2 separate regions of the Homo sapiens genome follow, and region 2 is linked to region 1. A link is an interaction called in ENCODE POLR2A ChIA-PET data of the cell type or tissue named here. Cell type or tissue: HepG2. All regions are shown on one strand.

The links. ChIA-PET counts read pairs that join two places held together with the same protein. Peaks named below come from ENCODE experiments on the same cell type or tissue, not always from the same donor. Only the 100,000 strongest peaks of a DNase experiment are listed, where the experiment ranks them.
Region 2: POLR2A ChIA-PET joins it to region 1 with 5 read pairs; 1 of 35 experiments calls an interaction of 5 or more read pairs at or near these places.

Annotation. Positions count from the first base shown.
Region 1 is chr16:72,929,452-72,934,451 of GRCh38, forward strand. The region is part of intron 3 of ZFHX3 (zinc finger homeobox 3); the gene reads right to left. Among named protein-coding and RNA genes, the nearest start is that of ZFHX3, 120 kb to the right of the region's middle. In HepG2, no CTCF peak of the experiment used is centred here; a DNase peak (open chromatin) is centred at 2,370.
Region 2 is chr16:72,022,073-72,027,072 of GRCh38, forward strand. It overlaps DHODH (dihydroorotate dehydrogenase (quinone)), which reads left to right. Exons shown (of 9, transcript NM_001361.5): 6 at 290-403; 7 at 1,093-1,246; 8 at 1,402-1,561; 9 at 2,073-5,000. The coding sequence ends at 2,127. Among named protein-coding and RNA genes, the nearest start is that of DHODH, 16 kb to the left of the region's middle. RefSeq lists an enhancer at 1,336-2,535. In HepG2, no CTCF peak of the experiment used is centred here; DNase peaks (open chromatin) are centred at 2,069, 3,129 and 3,529.

The sequences.
Region 1 (5,000 bases):
CACCCCAAGCTCTAAGCCAAGTTTAATCTTTTCATCATTACATGAGAACGATATGTCTAGAGAACACAAATGGTAGAAATAAGACTATTTGGCAAAGCTTACAGGTCATCATCAGGATCTGCATTCCTCAGCCAGGAAAAACTGTGTTCTGAAAGGTGGCCTCGCCCTGTGGCTCTTGCCCCAGAGGATGCCTGGGGCCACGCGGGCTGCGACAGGGCCCTCCACGCAAGCTGGCTGTACATAAACAGTAACACCTCATTCTCTCTTCTACCTCATTAACCGAAACACATTAAAACAAGTGTGCACTGGGAGCAGAAAATGAGACTGTTAAACCAAGCTGACATAATCCTCATCAGCTGTGGGAAAGGAGACCGCATCAATTATGCTGAACCGAATGCAGTCACATGGATGTGCTGGGCTCCCAGCCCCCCAGCATGAAAAGGAGGACAAGAGGAAAAGAAACGTTCACTTAAAAAAGAAAACAGGCTGGGCGCGGTGGCTCACGCCTGTAATCCCAGCACTTTGGGAGGCCGAAGTGGGCGGATCACTGGAGGTCAGGAGTTCAACACCAGCCTGGCCAACATGGTGAAACTCCGTCTCCACTGAAATTACAAAAATTAGCCAGGCGTGGTGGCGGGCGCCTGTAATCCCAGCTACTTGGGAGGCTGAGGCAGGAGAATCACTTGAACACGGGAGGTGGAGGTTGCAGTGAGCTGAGATCTTGCCACTGTACTCCAGCTTGTGTGACAAGAGTGAAACTCAGTCTCAATAGATAAATAAATAAAATAAAATAAAATAATATACTTCATACTCTCCTAACAAACACAGCTTCTCGCCCATTTTTGTCACCCCAAGGGAGGGGAGCGGCATCTGATCAAAACACCCCTTTATGGTTCTTCTGCACCTAAAAATCTTTGCCAAACTATTTGGAATTGGAGGGGAAAAAAGAAAAATAAACATAAGCTTAAAAAAAAAAGAGGACGGGCGATAAGGAGATAATGGATTCTGTGTGATCTCTTGCAGACAGATTTTATAAGTGCAAAGTATCTCGAGGCCCAAAGTCCTAAGACCCGAAATGATCTGAACACAACCCGCTTGTGACATAATGGCAAGGATGCTTCAGAAATTAAAGGGCTATGGAGCAGACAATAGCAATTGAAAGCTACACAGCTATAAAACACAGCCAGCACTTAGCTCTTTCAGCCACTGCCAATAGTGAATAACAGATCAGAACTGATACATTTAGAAATACTCATAAAACCTACTACGGAAGAAAACAAAAATAATGCCTGTACATTGCCAAAATAAGGAAGATTACGGTTCTGGTAAGAATAAATGACCAAATCATTACCTACACGTAAGAAATGCAAAAGACTTGTATATGACAGTCATAAAATGTAAAATGTGGTACAAGGTGCCATCACTGAGCCGTACCCCACATCCTGGACGTTACAATATCATATTTGATAGTAATAACTAACTCACGTGAAATGAGTATTGCTATGCAAAACTTTCTTTTGCATTTCTTCATTTGTGTTCAAATTTGCAACCTTAACATGTTTATTGCCACTGATTTGCATTTCATTTCATAGGTGAAAGTTTCCAAACATAAGCTGTGGACTTATTTCTTATACACCTCTTGACACCAGCATGAAACGTATGTTGCCAAAACTCAGTCCTCCTAGTACCCATTCAATTCACCATTCACATTACAAAGAGCTGCTCTGTTTTTCAAGTATACTTTCCAGATCCACTTATGCATCTAATCATCAGGCAGGTCATGAGCTTGGTGAGATTTTGTTTCTGTTGCACATACTTCGCACATCGTTTCAGATGTTAAAGACGGTTTCGCATTAAGTTCTCCTTCTTTCAAATCAAGAAGGGAGGCATTTCCTCCCACTTGTTGACTCAGAGCTGTAATCAGAGATTCTGGGATTAGCCATTTATTTCATTACACACACACACACACACACACACACACACACACACACACACACACACACACTCTTCAGCTTTCAAAAGAGGTCGGGGGAAGGGAGAAAACAATCATGACTTCAGTAGCCAAGGAGATTAACTTCCAACGTACCGACAGGGAAGAGGAGGGATGCACCATTTAAAAAAAAAAAAAAAAAAGTTTCAGCTGGAGAAAAATTTTGGAATATTTTAAATTAATGGGTAACAAAGGGTTGCCATGGAAACAGTTTTGCATACTTGACTGCAGGTGCTCCCTACAGTGAAGGGAGATTGGGATGATACAGCCACAAGCAAGGACACTGATGTGAACATTAAAGTGAGATTCCTAAGGCAATGTTAAGTCATCCGAGCCACGGACACTGTGGTTTTCGATACAAATGAACTCACTTATGCAACGAGGGTATGTGAGCTTTGCAACACCAGCTAACACTCACTTGCGTCCAGAAGCTGTTCCCCCTTTTACGATATTCTGTGGTATTGCCAAGGTTACAAAATGTAAACAGATACAAACACGAACCATAACAAGAACCAAAGTCAAATATATTCTCGTTTTTCCATCTTTGTCCTCTAAGCTGTGTATTTCTAGATTGTGGCTTTATTTTTTTAGAGTGAATATGCACTAGCTTTAATCAGAAAAATATACATGTAAGGGAATGAAAACTACCAAGGAGTATAGTTCCCCTGAGTGTCCTGTGTACTCTATGCCAGTTTCCAAGCCTACGTTCTAACTTGCATCTAATTTTGGTCACATAAGGGAAATACATGTGTGTTGATGCTTGCAGGAAGTCCTATTTAAAAAGAAACAAACAAATACTGAAACCTCCCAGGTTATGTGGGACAATATGATAAAATTATGTCAGTGAAGGTAACATCATTTCCTTCTCACAACGGATGATGTCTTAGGTACTTCTCAGGGAAGGGGTGGAGCAAGCCATAGCCACAATGCAGCTGGACTTGAATCACTTTCTAATTTTCCTGAGTACTTCACTAGATCACTTTTTGCTCCATTACTTAGGAGAGGAGATGGAGATATCCCTTTGGGAAAAAAAAAAAGTCCTACAAACACACACTTAGTGCTTGAAGGAGACTTAGTGAGGAATCCAAGCTCCACCTCCTTCAGATGAGGCCACTACAGATTGGCCAAGGTTAAATTACTGGCTCAAGGTCATTTCACTAAACATCGGTCATAATCTCTCTTCAGGGAAATTCCATCTCCCTGCTCCGCACCAAAAAAAAAAAAAAAAAAAAAATCCACTGACCTTTCCATTCTCCAAACCAACAGCGTGTCAAGTTCAAAGCTAATTAAAACCAAATTATAAAAATAACGTCAGTTGTGTGGTCTAAGAAGACGATGGGAAATCTAATGCAGAAAAGCAGAGTCCTTAACACCTTTCTGATGCTATATGCAGACTGCGTCTAGGTGCATTTCATGTATTATCTCATTTAAGTCATTCGAGAGTCCTATCAAAGCAAGTCATTCTATTAGCCCATTTTACAGATGATGAACAAACAGGAATTAAGTCCCAGGAGCTGGGATTCAAACCCAGGCAGCCTGACACCAGGCATCTTCTCCCTCCTTAAAACCCCAAGAGCTATCTGGGTTTCCTTTAAGACGCATGGACATCCTATCTTAAATTTTTCTAGTCTGCAGCACCCACTGAGCCCCACTCCACCTGCCACACCAACATGTGCCCGGCATCTCGTGGGCATCCAGACACCTCCTGAATGGTCAGATCCCATTAGATTTCCATGGCCTCTCCCGCAGTAGCTTGAGCGCTCTTAACCAGGTATGTTACTACCTCTAGTGAAATGTATGCCCTCGTCTGCAAAAACAGAAATAACCAATCTGAGCCCTGTCTTCAGAGACACAACAGATCATCATTACTACTCTCCCAGAGGAGTAGGAAGGTGGAGGGGAGGACAGCAGGGATTGAGAAGAGACCTCGAAGCTTCTACACAGTGGAGCCGAGAGAGGAGAGAACATTTCACCATTAGGTTTTAGTATTTTACCCTCACATTGCATTATGAACATCTCCAACCAAGGAGATGAGTTGAAAAAAAAATCATACAGTAGACACTTAAGTATCCACCACCCAGCTGCTGAAATTAATGCTTTGCTGTCTATTTTACAGCCTTCTCTTTATCCTGCTATCAATGTGCCTTACATCTTTTATTCATTCCAAAGTAAACTGCAGAAGCAGTACACTCCACCCCTCCCCCTACTCCAGCATGCACAGCCTCAACTACAGTTTTCTTTTTGTTTATGGGTTTTTATTGTAGTTTTATTATTTTAATAGATCACGTGAGCAGACTTCCTGACTAGCAAAACACTAAAAAGACCCAAACTCCAGTGTGTTGTTATTATGAAATGTTTAGCTCACAACTTTCTTTTTTTTTTTTTTTTTTTTTTTGAGACAGAGTCTCGCTCTGTCGCCCAGGCTGTAGTGCAGTGTCGCGATCTCGGCTCACTGCAAGCTCTGCCTCCCGGGTTCATGCCATTCTCCCACCTCAGCCTCCCGAGTAGCTGGGACTGCAGGTGCCCTCCACCACGCCCAGCTAATTTTTTGTATTTTTAGTAGAGATGGGGTTTCACCGTGTTAGCCAGGATGGCCTCCATCTCCTGACCTGGTGATCCACCTATCTCAGCCTCCCAAAGTGCTAGGATTACAGAGGTTAGCCACCACGCCCGGCCACAGCTTTCTTTTAAAAGTTAGAGTAGGCTAGGCGTGATGGCTCAGCCTGTAATTCCAATACTTTAGGAGGCTGAGGCAGGAGGATCACTTGAGGTCAGGAGTTCGAGACCAGCCTGGCCAACATGGTAAAACCCCGTGTCTGTTAAAAATACAAAAAAAGTTAGCCGGGCCTGGTGGCGGGCGCCTGTAATCCCAGCTACTTGGGAGGCTGAGGCAGGAGAATCACTTGAACCCGGGAGGCGAAGCTTGCACTGAGCTGAGATCACACCATTGCATTCCTGCCTGGGTGACAAGGCGAGACTCTCTCAAAAAAATAAAACAGAGTAGTATCCA
Region 2 (5,000 bases), 910 kb before region 1:
GACAGAGTGCGACCTTGTCTCAAAAAAAAAAAAAAAAAAAGAAAAGAAAAGTCTAAAACACCCTTGAGCTATTAGCCAATGTCCACGGGATCCCTTGGCCTAAAAGAATGGAATCGGATCCATCTCGACTGTACTCCTCACGTCTGAGGGCTGGCTTTCCTGAAAAGAAATTGTTTCTGCTTTAGTTTGATCGCTATTGTGGAAACCCACTGACCTGCAGCGTAGGTCACAGCTGCACTGCAGGGCTGTGGTCTGCGGGGTCCCCAGCTCTGGCCGTGTGTCGCCCTAGGTGCTGCAGGAGAGGGATGGCTTGCGGAGAGTGCACAGGCCGGCAGTCCTGGTGAAGATCGCTCCTGACCTCACCAGCCAGGATAAGGAGGACATTGCCAGTGTGGTCAAAGAGGTTTGAGTCGGGGCCTGGGCCCAGGGTGTGCCTCCCATGGTCTGCAGAGGCCGTTTGGCCAGCTGGGCTAGCCCAGAATGGCGTTCTTTGTGATTTCCTCTCCTTGGTATTCAAGGCTGGTTTGGTGTGTGTCATGGTGTAACTCACCCTGTGGTCAAAAGCGAATGTTGGAATAAGTGCTTGAAGGAGTTTTTCTAATGCCTCTTCCTCTCTTTTGTCAACTGCATCCAGCAAGTTTAAGGCTTGAGCTTGGCTCCTTGGCCAGTCTTGACTGGGACTGAAAATTCTTTCTCTCACTCCTCTCTCCAGCCTGTCTGGACAGCGGGTCTCTGTGGCATAGGAGAGTAGTGGAAACAGACTGAGCCCGGCCATCGTGGGTTCAAATCCTGGTTCCACCACTTACTACCTGGGGGCCTCAGACAAGACACTGTAATTGGGTTGTTGTAAGGACTGGACCCTGTCCTAGGGGAATGTTGTGGGTGGTCAGCGTGTGATGGCTGCTGTCGTCATGTTATGGCTCATTCTAAAACTTGTTGAGGAAAAGATGAGTAGTGAGGTCTGGTGTAGCTCTTGCTTTGGGGGCTGTAGGTGTGGGTACCTGGCCCGGCTGCTGCCTTCGACCTCCAGAGAAGCGCCTCTGGGTCCTTCGGTGCTATGACTCATGGCTTTTTCTCTATCTCGCACTGCAGTTGGGCATCGATGGGCTGATTGTTACGAACACCACCGTGAGTCGCCCTGCGGGCCTCCAGGGTGCCCTGCGCTCTGAAACAGGAGGGCTGAGTGGGAAGCCCCTCCGGGATTTATCAACTCAAACCATTCGGGAGATGTATGCACTCACCCAAGGCAAGGTTTCCCGTGTTTGTGTCTTCAGATCTGCGTGTGGCTTGGGCTCCTGGGTCGTGATGGGAATCATCATTCCCTAATCTGTCTTGATTGTGGGGGACTCTGGGGCTGAAGCCACATCCTTCTTTATGGTGTCGCCATGTGCTTCTCTGTAGGCCGAGTTCCCATAATTGGGGTTGGTGGTGTGAGCAGCGGGCAGGACGCGCTGGAGAAGATCCGGGCAGGGGCCTCCCTGGTGCAGCTGTACACGGCCCTCACCTTCTGGGGGCCACCCGTTGTGGGCAAAGTCAAGCGGGAACTGGAGGCCCTTCTGAAGTGAGTGAGGTCATGTGTGGCTTGAAACAGAAGTTAGGCAGAGGTTCATTTAGATCACTCAAGTCAACGAGATACTGTTGATCTGTTTCTTATTCATTCAAAAAGGAGTTGAGGGGTACACTCTGAAGGGGAGAGAAATTCTGGGTTACTCTTTTGATGAAGGACAAACAATGCCAAGGAGAACTGAGGATTAACCTCCAAGGCAATGGTGTTTCTAAGGTGGAGTTGTCCATTTGCTCAAGGGAGGGGAGCCTGAGGAATCCCATCAGCATTCCCATTAATTAAGCAACACTGGTTCAATGTTGGGAGCTGTCAATACTTAAAAGCAATTTCCTTCCTGCTCTGTTCCTACCTGGGTAGAAATATCCCTAGGTCTCTGGGTGAAGAGTGTAGAGGAAACCAGATGTGCCTGGGCCGGGATGATGCGTTTCTGGGTGAACGTGGGCTTCCTGTAAGAGCAGGGCCTGTTCTCCACTGTTTGCTGAAATTGCTTTGTTTGCTCTTTTTCCAGAGAGCAGGGCTTTGGCGGAGTCACAGATGCCATTGGAGCAGATCATCGGAGGTGAGGACAGCGTCTGACGGGAAGCCTGATCTGGAACCTTCCCAAGGACTCAGGCAAGCCTTTGTGGCTGGATCATGAGAGGAGGGACTCCATCTTGAGCCATGTCCCCCAGCCATGGCATGGCTGCACTGTAAACGCCAATCGGGGGGTCACCAGGATCAACCGCAGGCTTTCTTCAGTCCCTTGGTCAGACCATAAACTGCATTTTTGATTCTTTGTGGATTCAAACCCTAGGATCCATCAGTCTTGCAAGGACATTGAATATTAGGAGGAAAAAGTCATGGAAAAAATAAAGCCATTTAGAACCTGGGTTTCAACGCTAGCCCTTTCTGGTTTGCCATAGGCCCTGCCAAGATACTGCAGGTCCATCCAGGCCTCTGCTATCTGCATCTGCAGTGGGCTTCCCAGGAACTTGACTGTCTTTCATTTGATCTTTATTTTTGTTTATTTAATATTTTAAACTTTATTTTAAAAATATTTCAAACATAAGGGCGGGGTGTGGTGGCTCATGCCTGTAATCCCAGCACTTTGGGAGGCCGAGGCGGGCGGATCACCTGAGGCCAGGAGTTGGAGACCAGCCAGGCCACCATGGTGAAACCCTGTCTCTACCAAAAATACAAAAAATTAGCCAGATATTGTGGCAGGCACTTTTAATCCCAGCTACTCGGGAGGCTGAGGCAGGAGAATTGCTTGAACCTGGGAGGCGGAGGTTGCAGTGAGCCAAGATTGCACCAGTGCACTCCAGCTTGGGCGACAGATCAAGACTCTGTCACACACAAAACAAACAAACAAATTTTCCCGTTTCTCTCTGTCCCTTTCTCTATAACATGGATAAAATATTCACGTCTTATGTATTTATTATTGCTGAGTCATTGGTGCCTTATTCTTCAGTGTTTCAGTCTGTATCTCCTAAGCATCCTGATGTTAGTTTTTTGACTATAAAATTGACCTGCATTCTTTACTAGCAATTCAAACGGTACAGCACTCTTGAAGTGTAAACATTCCTGTTCCTCCTCACCCCACTCTGCAGACATGCCTTTCTGTCTGTCCTCCCAGACTTTTCCCCTGCATAAAGATGTTCATTTTGTACATACACTCAGACATACATGTGGCTGTATTTTTTGTATACCGATTTCTGGATGGAATGCACACTGTTATCTGTTTAGTTACTTTATGTTTTCATACAAATGACATCATCCCACAAATAGAATTCTGCCATTTACTTTCTTCACTATTCTTATGTGGCATGGTTCATGCTGGGCCTCGGTCTTTTGAGTGGGGTCTGTTTACCCAGTCCCCTGTTGGTGATCACATCGCTAACTTCCGGCGTTTTCCTATCACCATCGGTGCCTCCGTGAACACCTTGTGAATGTGCCTGTGCCTTCGTTCTGGTGTCGGTGCAGAGCAGGGTCCAAGGGGCGTGACAGCTGGGCTGAGGGGCTGGCATGTTTCACATTCTGATAGATAGAGCCAAGTTGCTCCTATCAGGTTTTCAAGCTGCCCATTTCCCACCGTGGAGACAGCAACAGAGGGGACATCCCCAGCTCCTCTGGCTCTGCCTGTTCAAAGCTACCCTGTGAGGCCTGAAGACAGAGCTGCCCTGAAGGCAGCTCATGTCCACTGAACACTGACTGTGGGCTGGATGCTGTGCCAAGGGCTTGACGTTTCCTCTTTAAGGATGAGGAAACGGGCAGAGAAGCGGCTGATTGTCCAGTCCCCCTGCGTGGAGGCTGCTTGGCTGGGCTCGAGCCCAGCGGTGTGGTCATAGAGCATGTTGTGCTGAATGGCTCTGCCATGGACCAAGCCTTGGCTGCTCTAAAAGCCGGCTCATTGCCTTCTGCTTCTCCGGATTCGTTCCTTACTCCAGGAAGAGCAGTGCACTGAAGGAGAAATGGGAATGGGCAAAAGGAACCACATGCTGGCCAGACCCCTGCGGGGTCACTTTCCTCAGCCTGGGCTCCGACATGCCACGTCAGGTGCCAGCGCACATACTCTGGACACCCTCCTCATTCTCTCTGGGCTTTGATGCTCTCTGTGAGTCATCTGCCCTCCCTTTCCCATGCTACAGGCATCTACCTTGCTCTGTCCCACCTAATAGCTTCAGGACTGAACAATTCAGGAAAGGGAAGGGAAGGGGTGGAGGAGAAGAGGGAAGAGTCGGCCCTTGGAAGGTTCTCCACGGAAGACTGCCTTTTTTTTTTTTGAGATGGAGTCTCGCTGTGTCGCCCAGCCTGGAGTGCAGTGGCATGATCTCAGCTCACTGCAAACTCCGCCTCCTGGGTTCAGGGGATTCTTCAGCCTCAGCCTCCAGAGTAGCTGGGACTACAGGTGCATGCCACTGTGCCCTGCTAATTTTTGTATTTTTAGTAGAGACGGGGTTTCACCATATTGGCCAGGCTGGTCTCGAACTCCTGACCTCTTGGTCCACCCGCCTCAGCCTCCCAAAGTGCTGGGATTACAGGTGCAAGCCACCGCGCCTGGCTCGAGAGACTGACATTCTGTCTCAGCACAGCTGGAAGAGGCTGCTTGAGCACCAGGATAAGGAGTTGTCTTGCATTCAGGGGCCATGTGGTGTGCGGATACCTATTTTTCTTTCTTTTCTTTTTTTTTTCTGAGACAGAGTCTCGCTCTGTCTCCCAGGCTAGAGTGCAGTGGCATGATCTCAGCTCACTGCAACCTCTGTCTCCCGGGTTCAAGCAATTCTTCTGCCTCAGCCTCCCAAGTAGCTGGGATTACAGGTGCCCACTACCACACCCAGCTAATTTGTGTGTGTGTGTGTGTGTGTGTGTGTGTGTGTGTGTGTGTGTGTGTGTGTTTTTGAGATGGAGTCCTGCTCTGTCACCCCGGCTGGAGTGCAGTGGTGCGATCTCAGCTCAC